Regions from separate parts of the Homo sapiens genome. Here region 2 is linked to region 1. A link is a contact called in ENCODE Hi-C or POLR2A ChIA-PET data. All regions are on one chromosome and are shown on one strand. Each heading gives the region's core, a stretch centred on a gene start or an enhancer-like site at or near the end of the contact. The rest is flanking DNA. Distances are from core to core; before and after follow the strand shown.

Region 1 (4,484 bases), core at 867-3,366:
GTAGCTGGGATTACAGGTGCACACCAGTATACCTGGCTAATTTTTTAAGGTTTTTGTAGAGAAGAGGTCTCACTATATTGCCCTGGTTGGTCTTGAACTCCTTGGGTTCAAGTGATCCTCCTACCTTGGCCTCCCAAACTGTTGGGATTACAGGCATGAGCCACCGCATCTGGCCTGTATATAATTTTTTATTCCATTCACAAGTTGAAGAACACTTTTTGGCAATCACAAATAAAGCTGCTACGAATATTCACATATAGCTCTTTTTTTTAACCTAGTAGTTTTAATGACATGTTAATTACAATTAATATAAAATAATAATATCTCCCTTTATTACTAAAGTCAGATGAACTAAAAGGCATTTGAGTTTATTTTTATTTCAGAGACAATAGAAAAGCACTTTTCTCTAAGCCAATAGATAAGAGCTCTTTAATATAATTTGGTAGTGAAATACCACATACACGTGACACATATAAACCATATAGGCATAGAGACACACAGAAATCTAAGATCTTTCATTTACCAGTTTTCAAATAGTTTCTCTCTCCCACTTTAGACTATCAATTTCAATTACCTGCTTCATTCCCCTGAAGAGTTGTTAGCTAGGCAACTCTAAATTCACATTTCCAAAGACACGCTTCTTAGGTGAAACAAGGTAGACAATTTACATCAGGCACAGAACTGAGACCTAAACACTATTATCCAAAGACAATGTACAGTTCTTTATGTGGATGTATGTTTTCACTTCTCTTAGATAAATACTCAGGAATAGGATTACTGGGTTTTATGGTAAGTGTAAATTTATAAGAAACTCCCAAACTGTTTTTCTACATAGCATTATCGTTTTCCATCCTCCTCAGTAATGTCTGGGAGTTCCAGTTGCTCCTCATCCTTGATGACAAATCATTTATTGCTGGTATTTGTATTCTGACAGTAGCCAAGTAACAATCTCCACATGCTCTTGCTGGAAAAATTGTTGCTTAAATTAAGGATTTCTCATGTAAATTTTTCCTCTTTCATTTTCCTTTTCCTTTTCTTTCCACTTTATAAATATTTATTGAGCAGTTTACAGTGCAAGGGATGGACGAGCATCAGTGATTTTACTCTCAAAGTGCCCCTGTTGGCCCTGTGAGTAGAGGTCATGGCAGATGATTGTGACACTTTTGATTCTTATACTTTATCTAGTTTCCTAGTGGAACAGATTGATCAGCATAGAGGTTTTCATTTTTGTGTCTCTATACTGCATGCCTCGCTTAGCTTTCAAGTGTGAGGAACCTTGTAGGGAGAAGAATATGGTGGCACATCTGGTTCCAGCTGTGCTGTCAGCCTTAATATCTTCCCCCTTCTGTTTAGGTGGAAATGCCAGTGTCATGGTGGCCTTTGTTTTCATAATCAGCTGGGTAGATTTTTCAGTTGCCTGTTAGTGTAGCTGTCCTGATTTCCTTCCTAATGATGTGAATGATGGGACTGTGACATACAAGGAGTAAAATCAAATGGTGAGGTAAGCTGAGGTCAACAAGATAAGGGTTTGAATCCCAAATTTTGGTGGGTTGTCACTATTGTGCCAATATATTATCTCTGACTCTAGCCAGCATCTTAAGAGCCTATATTGTCTTTCTAAAGGAAAGGTCAAATATGTATTGAACTGTATCTTCTTTTAAATATTTTGTCAGCAAAGTGTTTACAAATTGGTGAGAAGTGTCCATTTGTTTTTTCATTCATTGAGTACACTTGCCAGTTAACCATTACGTTTATGGTTCCCACATCAGTACTGTGATAGGACTTTTTTCAAAGTAAATTCTTCCTGAGTTTTTCCTTTGGTACCTCCCCCCTCTGCTTTTTGGTATCTTTTATCTTCAAACATTTTAAAGATGAATGTGTCCAGTAAAATAATGTTGTGTTATAGCTCCTTGTTCCATTTTGGGTGCAGGCTTTGTACAAGAAGGGAGGGAGGGCAAGAGAGAGAAGAGGGAACCTAGTCATGTGATACTGCTTGTCTGGCAGAAGCCTTTTGGTTCTGAGCAGAGAAACCAACTGTTTACTATTTTGGGTGAATGAGGTTGGTTGGTTGCTATGAGCATTTTCTCTAAGGGAACCCTCTCCTCTTCCAGCTCTACACATTGAAATCATCTCAGTTCTGCTTTTTGGCATTTGGATAGAAGAGGGAGGTGTCTGTGTCTAGGCCCAGTGCTGACAGGAAGAAATGTTTTGCCAGTAGAGTTACTGATTCTGACCTTCTGCTGTCACTGCTTTTAATGCCCCACTCCCTAAGTAAACTTGGGATCTAACTGTTCTTGCAACCCTTTGCACTGTAGAATGAAGTGCCCACTTTAACTTAAAGAGCAGGGCTAATCAGATCTTCGGCAAATAATAAATGGCCTCTTTAAGGAGAGAGGGAAGGAAGAGTGGTTTATTGCAGCATTGGCCTGTGGAGACTCGAATCTCCTCCAGCATGCTGGAGGAGAAGGCCAAGATTCATCAGTCCACCTGCAGGATTCTGCCACTCTCGTGGATTGTCCTGAAGCCGAGAAAGGACAGCTATTACTCAGCAGTGTGCCTGACCCATTATCACAGTTTGCGGGAAGGTTCGAGTATTTGTGCCTTTGGGATTTGCATGCTTTTGTTTCCTTTCAAACTTAACTGCTGTCTTTTATCCCAGTCCTATTTCTCTGTAGCCATCCAAGCTTTGACTTTGGGTGGTTTATTCTCCCAGGATTTGTATTAAAGTTTGTTGAGCACCCAACAAATAGATAACTGAACATAGTACTGTAGGGTGCATTTCATGACCTGGTGGAACAGTGATTAGGATGTTTCACTTTCTTACTCCTTTTTTCCCCACCGTGCAGAGCTCATATAGCCAAGCCTAGATTGTGGAATAAGGGAAGAAAAAACTTTTCTTTAATAAGGCGGAATTACTCTTTATGTGGGTCAGATTCAATGTTTTATCCATAAAATGCACTTTGGCCTTAGGTACTATACAAATGGGAGCTATTGATGATCATTTCAGTTTCTTCTGTCTGTTGAATACTTGAAAGTAGATAGATAACCCTTTAAGGTTTATAACACTAAGACATCATAATTTAAAATAAAATAACACTTGGAAGGCTTTTTACTTGTATTGCGTCTTAGTTTTGCTTAGGGTGAACAATTTGGACTGGTCTTATCAATATTAAAAGAGTTTGCCTATGTGAACAGCCTTCCTTCATAGTCTTGGTTTTGTTTTTTTTTTAAGACAGGTTTTCACTCCTGTGGCCCAGGCTGGAGTACAGTGGCTCAATCATGGCTCACTGCAACCTCCACCTCCTGGGCCCAAGTGATTCTCCAGCCTCAGCCTCCTGAGTAGCTAGGACTACAGGCGTGCACCACTGCACCCGGCTAATTTTTATATTTTTTGTAGAGATGGGGTTTTGCCATTTTGGCCATGCTGGTCTTGAACCCCAGCCTTAAGCGATCCTCCCGCCTCATCCTCCCAAAGTGCTGGGATTACAGGTGTGAGCCACCGTGCTCGGCTTCTTTCATAGTCTTATACTGCAGGAAAAGAAAATCCTTTGGGAGTAGAATGGACACATTTGAGTTATTTAGAAAAGTTCACTTTTAAATTTGAGGAAAATTCTTTTAGAAGAGTTCTAGGTTATGAAAAAAACGACAATAGGAGCTTTATCCAAATCCTGTCAAATATGAATAAAAGAGAATTGTCAATATTTTCTTCTCCTATCTTGGAAACCCTAATTATCTACTATCAGAATTTATATACAATGTATAATAATTATGTAAATGCTACTTTTCTAAACACTTAGACATTTCTTTTGAGTTTTCCAGATTTCTTTGGGATTTTAATAATTTTAACAGGATGATTTGAGCCTGTGGAGTCAGCAATGAATGGACACATCGAAGACGAGATGGAGTGATTATCAGTGCCCAGTTTGCAGAGAGAATATTTTTTTTCTTCTTTTCTTTTCTTTTTTTTTTTTTTGAGATGGAATCTCACTCTGTCGCCCAGGCTGGAGTGCAGTGGCGCAATCCCTGCTCACTGCAAGCTCCGCCTCCTGGGTTAATACCATTCTCCTGCTTCAGCCTCCCGAGTAGCTGGGACTACAGGTACCCACCACCATGCCCAGGTAGTTTTTTGTATTTTTAGCAGAGACAGGGTTTCACGTATTAGCCAGGATGGTCTTGATCTCCTGACCTCATGATCCGCCGGCCTTGGCCTCCCAAAGTGCTAGGATTACAGGCGTGAGCCATCGCGCCCAGCTGAGAATAGTTTTAAGAATTGGTTGAGAGGCAGTTGCTTTTTCTTTGAATATCTAGAACTGTTCTGGACTAACGTCAAAGAAACACCATGGCAACATTAAAGGGAAGATTATTTGAGAGGCGGGGGATAGTATGGCTTAGGACTTGGGCTGCTACCTTTGACTTTGTAATTCAAAAGATTGTAATGTTCCATATTTTCAATCTGATCATTAAAAATATCTGTGTTACATGCA
Region 2 (4,484 bases), core at 1,320-3,819, 710 kb before region 1:
TCCCAGGGTCAAGTAATCCTCCCATCTCAGCCTCCTGAGTAGTGGGGACCACAGGTGTGCGCCTCCAGGCATGGCTATTTTTTGTATTTTTTGTAGAGAGGGGGTTTCTCCATGTTGCCCAAGCTGGTCTTGAACTCCTGGACTCAAGCAATCCACCCACCTTGTCCTCCCAAAGTGCTGGGATTACAGGCACAAGTCACTGCACCTGGCCCCCTTGCTTCTTCTCTTGATCCACCTCCAGTTCATTCTTCGCACAGACACTAAATGTAATACAGACATCAAATCAATTTACTCGCCTGCTTAAAACCTTCAAAGGTTTTCCATTGTGCTCTCCTGCTAACTGGAACTTTTCTCCACCTCAGTCTCTATATTCTGGGTCTCTGCCTGAAATGCTCTTCCCCCACAATTCCCTTCCCAGAAATAGCTCCTTCTTATCCTGCAAGTAAAGGTATGTTCCCTACCTAGCAGGCCTTTCCCCCCTTGCCTAGGCTCCATCACAACACCTGCTAAATTCCTCCTCAGTTGGAATTAGATGTTTGATAAGTCTTCACTGTCTCCCTGCAGGAGGTAGGAAGCTCTGTGAGGACAGAAATTCACCTGTGTTTTCCCAGAGTCCAGCACCGGGCCTGGTGCACGGTAGGCACTAAATAAATATTTGATGAGGCCAGGCGCAGTGGCTCACACCTGTAATCCCAGCACTTTGGGAGGCCGAGGCGGGCAGATCACCTGAGGTCAGGAGTTCGAGACTTGCCTGGCTAACATGGTGAAACGCCGTCTCTACTAAAAATACAAAAATTAGCTGGGCGTGGCAGCAGGCACCTATAATTCCAGCTACTTGGGAGGCTGAGACAGGAGAATCGCTTGAACCCAGGAGGCACAGGTCGCAGTGAGCTGAGATTGCGCCACTGCACTCCAGCCTGGGCAAGAAAGAGCGAAACTCCGTCTCAAATAAATAAATAGATAAATATTTGATGAATAAGATGATTTGTCACTAGCAGATTCTCTGTGAAATGTATGGCTGTGCCCCTAAAGTATTAATAAAAGATTAAGCAACTAATAAAGGTTATTTTTCTCAACCGGTTGCTACCATCCCAGTGTCTAATAGGATGATCATAACTACCATATACTGTGCCCAGTACTGCACACTTATTATTTATTTTATTTATTTATTTTTGAAACTGACTGTCGCCCAAGCTAGAGTGCAGTGGCATGATCTTGGCTCACTGAAACCTCTGCTTCCCAAGTTCAAGCGATTCTCCTCCCTCAGCCTCCCGAGTAGCTGGGACTACAGACGTGCACCACCATGCCAGGCTAATTGCTGCATTTTTATTAGAGACAGGGTTTCACCATGTTGGCCAGGCTGGTCTTGAACTCCTGACCTAGTGATCCACCTGCCTCGACCTCCCAAAGTGCTGGGATTACAGGCGTGAGCCACCGCGCCCGGCAGTTTTTGCATTTTAATACATAGCACTACCAACCATTCAGTGATTTCCTCTTGATTTCTCCCTCTCCATCCCTTATTGTTCAATCCATCAGCAAATCCCGTTTATTCTCCAAAAGCTACCTCAAATATTTTTTACTTCTATTTATTTTTTTGAGACTGGGTCTCCCTCTGTCGCCCAGGCTAGAGTGCAGTGGCACGATCACGACTCACTGCAGCCTCCACCTCCTGGTGGAGCCTCACACGTCAGCCAACCCCCAAACCCCGCCCCAGTAGCTGGGACTACAGGAGTGACAATCACACGGATAATTAAAAAAAAAAAAAAAACTTTTTTTTTTTTTTTTTGTAGAGACAGGGTCTCATTATGTTGCCCAGGCTGGAATTTTTACTTCTTTTTATCCCTACTGCCATCACTTAAATCCAGACCACCATCATATCAACACCCTGGATCCCACTGAAGCTCCTAGCTGGGTTCTCCTCTTACCCTATCCTATTATTTTTCTACGTAGCAATCTTTTTAAAACTGTACATTGGATGGACTAACTCCCTTGTGTCACTGATTTGCAGGACGAGGGCTTTTACCCATATGAGCCACTTCTGTTTCCTCTTCCCCTGGTTGTTTTATAAGACTCCTGGGGAGGGGGCGGGTGACCCAAGTAGAAGTGAGAGAGTTAGAGAAAGGCCAGGATAAGAAAGTTATTCATTCAAATAATGTACCGCGTGCCCCTGTGCTCTGCGCACTGTGGGTACAGCAGTGAAATCAAGGACCGCACAGTTCGGGCGCTACGAGAGCTGCCGTTCCAATTCCATCCGAAGGAAGGGAGACAACGCTTTCCCGCGCGGACGAGCGGCCAGGCGCGGCGCTAACTGCTTGGACGCCCCGCCTGCCACCGTGCCTCAGCTCGCCTCTTCTGCACAACGGGACTCTGCCCCACAGGGACACCGGGAAGGTCCCGACCCGAGCGCTCAGTGGGACGGGGTCGCACCAAGAGTCCGCGCGGAACTCCCGATCTGGGCGGGGCCCAAAGGTCACGTGGCCGGGAAGGCGGGCGCGCGGGCTGCGAGCACCAACCGCCGGCCGCCCCGCGCTGCGTCGCCCCGCCTCCCCCGCCCCACCCCCGTCGCCCCCAGCGCGTGCCCGCCCGGCGCCCTCTAGGGTGGAAGGCTGCGGGCGTCCTACCAGTGCCAGGACTGCCAGAGCGGGAGGAGCGCGGCGCGGGCCAGCCGGGACTGCTGGACAGCGGGGTCCAGGCTAGAGGCGAGCGAGCGGTCAGTGACGGCTGTGGAGGAGGGAGGCGCTGGGCGTCAGCGCGGGACCCGAGCCTCTGGACCACTGAGCTGGGGGGCTGGCTGAGGTGGGTCTCCCGCCCTGAGGGCGCGCCTTAGGGAGGGGACAGGGGCCGGTGGGACCCTTGCTTTGTCTCAGTCGCACTGAGGTGAGGGGGCTGCACTCGGCCGAGCAGCGAGGACCGTGCCCAGCTCAGAGAGAGCCCTCAGAGTGTCCGGGCTGGATTGCGGCCGCGGTGCGGGAGAAGTCGGAGGAGGGAGTGACAGGTGACCGGGCTGGCAGGGCAACTGCCATTATTAAGCACTCGGCCGCCCGGGTGCGGTTGCCACCTCCTCCTTCCCGAGCTGGCAGCCCAGGCCACCAGGGACACGCACCTGTCCTAAGAGGGTGTAATCTTTGAGGCAGAGGTGGGACACGAACCCGGGACGGTTTGCCCTTGGGCCACTCCCTTAGGCTGAGGGAAAAGTGTACTTAAACCAGGCTTTGAGAATTGGGCAGAGTTTGAAGCGCAGAGATCACCGAGCCCTTCGTTGGCTGTCAGGACTTTAGAAAGACGTTTGGTCTCTAAAAGACCACACTTTCCTCCTCCCCAAAAGTGGCTGGACCTGTGAACACTAATTACTCATGTGTAAGGAGTGCTTTGCAATCTGTAAAGCACTTTCCATTCCGGTGTCGTAGATAATTCGTCACAATGAACTTGCCAAGTAAGCGTTTTTTTTATTTACCTTTTTTACAGATGAAGAAATTTTGTCCCAGAGACGTTTATTAAATCAGGGAGTAGCAATAGAGCCTTACTCTTTTTTTTTTTTTTTTTTTTTGAGACGGAGTCTCACTCTGTCGCCCAGGGCCGGAGTGCAATGGCGCCATCTCGGCTCAGTGAAACCTCTGCCTCCCAGGTTCAAGCAATTCTCCTTGCCTCAGCCTCCCAAGTAGCTGGGACTACAGGCGCCAGCCACCACACCCAGCTGCTTTTTGTGTTTTTAATAGAGACGGGGGTTTCACCATGTTGGCCAGGCTGGTCTTGAACTCCTGACCTCAAGTGATCTCCCCACCTCGGCCTCCCAAAGTGTTGGGATTACAGGTGTTAGCCACCGCACCCAGTGGAGCCTTACTCTTTTTTTTTTTTTTTGAGACAGAGTTATGCTCTTGTTGCCCAGGCTGGAGTGCAATGGTGCAATCTCAGCTCACTGCAACCTCCGCCTCCCGAGTTCAAACGATTCTCGTGCCTCAGCCTCTCAAGTAGCTGGGATTACAGGCATGAGCCACCACGCCCGGCCTTTTTTTTTTTTTTTTTTTTTTTAGTAGAGACGGGGTTTCTCCGTGTTGGTCAGGCTGGCCTTGAACTCCCAACCTCAGGTGATCCGCCTTCCACGGCCTCTCAAAGTGCTGGGATTACAGGCATGAGCCACCGCGCCTGGCTGAGCCTTACTCTTATACATCAAATGTTTTCCACGATAGGAAACCACCTGGGATGACCATCAAGCCCCAAACTCAAACATCCTGTGATTTCATCATCAGAGCTCCTGGCTTAGGGCACAATTCTTGGCTGGATCTGCCTGCCACTCCCCAGCTACCAACAACCGTATCTCGGCAACACAACCACCCTGGCACAGCACTTTTAATTATTTGTTAAATGTTTCTTACTGGGTTGGGCTAAACCAACTGTGAGGAGTCCTTTAGGCAGTGTCAAAACTTGGAGACAGTTGGATGGGCTTGATTGAATTCTGAAAATTCCCCGAGTGTACTGGGGTTTCT

What was found. A loop is a pair of places that touch in the nucleus more often than their neighbours do. ChIA-PET counts read pairs that join two places held with the same protein, here RNA polymerase II (POLR2A). Pooled maps may share reads with other maps.
Region 2: a loop to region 1 is called in a pooled map, with 4 times the contacts of the local background. The contact joins the promoter of EP300-AS1 here to the enhancer-like site in region 1. A Hi-C loop is called at or near these places in 1 of 37 single-sample maps with no recorded cell type and 2 of 50 pooled maps. POLR2A ChIA-PET finds 5 or more read pairs at or near these places in 2 of 52 experiments (CD4-positive, alpha-beta memory T cell and activated T-cell).

The regions. Positions count from the first base shown.
Region 1 is chr22:40,490,088-40,494,571 of GRCh38, reverse strand. The region is part of intron 3 of MRTFA (myocardin related transcription factor A); the gene reads left to right. Among named protein-coding and RNA genes, the nearest start is that of MRTFA-AS1, 29 kb to the left of the region's middle. Within about 2 kb of position 2,116, at least 7 of the 41 ENCODE cell types and tissues checked have a DNase peak (open chromatin) inside an H3K27ac peak, as active enhancers do.
Region 2 is chr22:41,195,586-41,200,069 of GRCh38, reverse strand. It overlaps EP300-AS1 (EP300 antisense RNA 1), which reads left to right and starts at 2,569. Exons shown (of 3, transcript NR_110514.1): 1 at 2,569-2,796. RefSeq lists enhancers at 2,046-2,115, 2,126-2,255, 2,410-2,909 and a silencer at 2,446-2,715.